Regions from separate parts of the Homo sapiens genome. Here region 1 is linked to region 2. A link is an interaction called in ENCODE POLR2A ChIA-PET data of the cell type or tissue named here. Cell type or tissue: IMR-90. All regions are shown on one strand.

Region 1 (2,500 bases), 76 kb before region 2:
CAGACATTCTCCCAAGGCTACAGCCAGTGCAGTGTATTATAGGCAATCAGCATGATATGCTTAAGCCTAAATTGTCTTTCATTTGTAAAATGGAAACAAATATTGAGAAAGAAGACACATCCTCCAGATCTTTGAGCTCCCATCCCACCAATATCTAGGGTGCCTTCCACTGGTGGCAGACTGTGCACACAACTTTAGCACCTAAGTCAGAGCCACATCCACAGAGGTTAAAGTGAAGGACCTGGGTAACAATAACAGCCCTACTTCTACGAGATGGAAGAGCTAAGGTGAATGAGCCCTATTATTTTCTTGGGGTCCGTGACACTGGGAGAGCCAGCAAAAGTCCATGCTGGTGTCATGGATATACCCTGCAGAGGAACGTAGAAGAAGCCAGAAAAAAAAAAAAGGCATCAGGACTGTCTTCTCCAAAATAACCCACTCTGCTAGGTCAATCAACTGGTTCCAAGAACCAGCAGCTGGTGATAGATGTTTGTTCATGCTTATCTTCATATATAGGAACAGACATTTGCAATTAGCCCATGGCAGATTTTTGGAGCCATTCATGAACTGCCAAGTGATATCTGGCATTGGCATTTCCTCAGCCTTCTGGAAATAAAGCTTCCCTTTTGGGGTGGTGACCTGATTTTTCTGGGGATCAGAGAGGATGTTAGCAAACTGGTTTATCACCTCAGACAGAGAGATTTTGTCCATGGAGCTGTAACAACTCAGTGACAAGTTCAAGGACGCCCCTTCCTGAGGAGCTCAAGGCATAAGCCTTGCCTTGGATCAGCCATCCTGAGCCTGTCCCCAAAGTCCTGTCACCCCACAGGCAATCCACTTGGATTCAAAGGCTTCAAGGTCATCTCAAGGACTTGCTCTCTTGCGATGCAAAAAGTGAAAGACAAGAATAATACCCCAGAAGAAATGCATGCATTCTTCTTTAATGCCAGCTAGAAAGCTCTAATACACCTGGGTTTGAAAACAGCTTTCCATTACTCTCTGACATATTCATTCAAAACTAATGACTCAAAGCTCTCCTGCACTAGATGTTTGTGATCAGAAGATGAATAAGACCTGGTTCGTGCCTACAAGGACTCTGCAGCATGCTGGGAGAGATGAACGTGCAAGTCAGTACAGTCCACAGTGGTGAGTAACTTCATAGAAAAAGCACAACCCAGAGAAACTATCTGAATCTAGTCTGAGGGACGCATTGCTACAACACGTCCTTAGCTAAGGCTCGAGGAGGAAAGAAGTTGGCCAAGCAAAGAAAGGGCATGAGGAGAGATGGTTTCCAGGCAAAAGGAAAAAGAAAGAAGGCAGGTCCTTGTCCCTTTTGCTTGTTTCTACCTGTATTAGTATTCTATTGCTGCCATAGGAAACTATCACAAATTTGGTGGCTTAAAGCAACACAAATTCATCTTTGAGTTCCAGAGATCAGAAGTCTGACAGGGGTCTCACGGGGATACCATCAAAGTGCCAGCTGGGCTGCATTCCTTCTGGAGGTTCTAGTGGAGAATTCATTTCCTTGGCTGGTGATCTTCACTCAGCAATCGAAACCCTCTGACCTTTCTTTCTGCAGTTACTTCTCCTTCTCTGACTCTCATTCACCTGCCTCCCTCTTCCACTTATGAGGACTCTTGTGATTACATTGGACCCCCCAGATAATCCAGGGTTATCTCCCCATCTCGAGATCCTTAACTTAATTGCACCTGCAAATTCTCTTTGGCTATATTCACAGACTCTGGGGATTAGGACATGCACAACTTTGTAGAGGAGGTGAAGGGATTATTCTGAATACCACACTTTCTATGGCCCTAAATTGTTCCACCTACAAAATGGGTTGGATCTGATGGCCTCCAAAAACCTGTTCAGCTCTGCCAGTGGGTAGAAAAGTGTTACCCAGAGACTAGAGTCTGGCAGGTCAAGTCTGGAGACAGCAACATGACTCCATGCCAGATGTGTCTTAACAATTCAAGTGGCCTTTGATTTCCGGTCTTTGGTACAAGACAGCAAACCCCAGGATATGCCCAGCCATGCATACTTACGCCCATGATTCTGTAGCCTTCTCACTGGTAGAGACTCCGGGAAGTTGCCTTCTCCGCATCTGGAGCAAAAAGAAGTCCAAAGAAGATTCTCTTCCTTCATTACCTTGAAAGCCCTGTTCTAAAATCCCCCAGGTCTCTAGAATGAAAAAAAAAAAAAAAACTTTTTAAATATCCCAATCGAATTCATTTTTAACTGCTCCCCCACCAAATTCACTTAAGATTTCATCAAAACCCTATTCAAATCGTTACAGTAAATGTGATAGTAAATTAAAAGCTTGTAGCACAAAATTAAGCCAAGTCAACAACCATTTTCACTGAAAAGATGGCTAATTCCCATTGGTAAAGGGGGAGAATTAAATGAGTAGTGGAAAATAACATTGCCTGATTAGGAAAAAATAAAAATAAAACCTAAAATGAGAGTCTGGGACTTTGAGCTCAAGTTTTAATTTGGCCCC
Region 2 (2,500 bases):
TTGCCTAGAAATGTGGACAATACAATTTACTCAGTTTTTTCTGACCAATTTAAATTTATCCTTTAACAGGATACCCTTTATGGAAGTGCACCAAAATTATACCCCAGCAGGCTTAACTATGCTTCTTCTGTGTTTCCACTATCCTAGCATAGATTATATGTATTCAATTTTTATATTTATGATATTTATGTATTTGCCTTGCTAGACTGTGGGAACAAAGACTACATCATATTCACTCTGAGGTCTGAGCATCTAGCACTGGGTCTTGCACACAGAAAGGACTCCAAAATACCCACTGAACTAAAATAAAAGTAATGGCCTGCTTCACAGTTTTCTATTCATGATTGAATCAACAGTATTGCAGATGATGTCAAGTAGGGATCAGTGTCAGTCACAGAGGGAAGAAAAGCAAAGTATGCAACCCAGGGGGATAACAGACACAAACCAGAAGGGTTCAATGCTAGTTTTCCCAGTGAGGGAGTCAACATTACCCTCATATGTGTAGTAATGGGTTTTTTTTTACAGAAAAACCACAGAGGTTTTCTTCCAATATATTTAATTGTTTTCTTGAGATCCCAGTTTATTGTGAGTGTTTTTACTCCTTAAGGGATTCGGATGTGGTGAAATTGATCCAGAATGACCTGCAATTCTGAAAATTAGAAGGCTGTTGAATATTTTCTTTGAAAATGTTAAAGAAAATGGGCATGTTGAAGTATCCCGGTCTTTGGTATTATGTTAGGGACTCTGAACAAGAAAAAGAATTCATCAACTATCACCATTTTTGAGACCAGAAAGTGAAAAAAAAAAAGCTATAACATGATCTATTTGAACCCAGATAAGATTTACAATTTTGCGAATACTCTAAGGTTTCAGCACCATTAAAGTTTTTTGATTGGCTTCTGCTTACAAGAATATCCTTCTGTATTTCCTAGGAGACTGTTCAGGAATATTCTAGGTAGAAACTTATTACTGGGTATATACCCAAAGGACTATAAATCATGCTGCTATAAAGACACATGCACACGTATGTTTATTGCGGCATTATTCACAATAGCAAAGACTTGGAACCAACCCAAATGTCCAACAATGATAGACTGGATTAAGAAAATGTGGCACATATACACCATGGAATACTATGTAGCCATAAAAAATGATGAGTTCATGTCCTTTGTAGGGACATGGATGAAACTGGAAATCATCATTCTCAGTAAACTATCGCAAGAACAAAAAAAAACAAACACCGCATATTCTCACTCATAGGTGGGAATTGAACAATGAGATCACATGGACACAGGAAGGGGAATATCACACTCTGGGGCCTGTGGTAGAGTGGGGGGAGTGGGGAGGATAGCATTGGGAGATATACCTAATGCTAGATGACGAGTTAGTGGGTGCAGCGCACCAACATGGCACATGTTTACATATGTAACTAACCCGCACAATGTGCACATGTACCTAAAACTTAAAGTATAAAAAATAAAAATAAAAATAAATAAAAAAATAAAAAAAGAATGTAAAATATTAAAAAAAAAGAAACTTATAAAGAGTTTTACTTAGAGGAGACAATTTCTTTTTATGTGATTCTGAGTCTCTTCCCCAGTGAAAAGCTGGTTTTCAGCGCAACTGTCACTGTTTCTAGCCATGACATCTCCTCCAGTAATAAGCTGGAAGGATCAACGATCTGAGATACCCCATCTCTCATAGTACTTGAAGAGCTCCAGTGTTATAATTTGAATTTCCAAAGGGAAAAGAAGATTAACCTAGTCCATCTACAAGGTCATAAAGGACCAGTTTAGGTTTCATCACTGTTCTCTCTGCCATAGATTCAGCTTTATCCTAAGGCTAGTTCCCTTTGCTATCACAGGATACCCATCAATACCAACACTTCCTCATGATTGTCAACAGCAGCAATAGACCAGGTGTCCTTGAAGTTTTCCTTTTGTCTAAGGAAATTTTTTACCAAAAGCCCCGAGAAAGTATCCTCTTACAGCTCATGGTTTGAAAGTATGTTTCTTGCCCATTTCTAGATAAATTATTGCCAACAGGAAAGGCCCCATGGTGGATTAGCTTAGGCTGAGTTTTACACCATTCTCTAGCAAGAGATGTAGGAATGACCATGATCTATATCATGTAATCAGGACCCTGAAACTGGAAGTAGGAAGCTCCACAATATGGAAGGGCTAGAATCACTGCTGGAGAGACAAATAGTGTTCACTGAGCATTGCTGCCTGCACTACAGGAATGCCATCAAATATCTGTGGAGCTGGTTAGATTTTTGATGTGTTCCTTCCGTCTCACATTTTGTTTTCCCTTGGTCTCTCATGAGGATTATTTCGTAGGAACTAAATGAACTGGCTTCTTCTGCCCTTAAGGGGAAGACAAGCTGGCAGGAACATTTGGCTGGGAAGGTGGATACATGAAGTCCCCTGGTTGAGAATCTGACTGCGGATCCCAAATCAAGATCTTCCTAGAGAAACAAGATGCCTCAGAACCTATCAGA

What was found. Peaks named below come from ENCODE experiments on the same cell type or tissue, not always from the same donor. Only the 100,000 strongest peaks of a DNase experiment are listed, where the experiment ranks them.
Region 1: POLR2A ChIA-PET joins it to region 2 with 8 read pairs; 2 of 35 experiments call an interaction of 5 or more read pairs at or near these places.

Annotation. Positions count from the first base shown.
Region 1 is chr2:19,123,207-19,125,706 of GRCh38, forward strand. No RefSeq gene overlaps it. Among named protein-coding and RNA genes, the nearest start is that of LINC01376, 97 kb to the left of the region's middle. In IMR-90, no CTCF peak of the experiment used is centred here; a DNase peak (open chromatin) is centred at 1,105; H3K27ac peaks cover 996 bases.
Region 2 is chr2:19,199,516-19,202,015 of GRCh38, forward strand. No RefSeq gene overlaps it. Among named protein-coding and RNA genes, the nearest start is that of MIR4757, 150 kb to the right of the region's middle. In IMR-90, no CTCF peak of the experiment used is centred here; no DNase peak of the experiment used is centred here.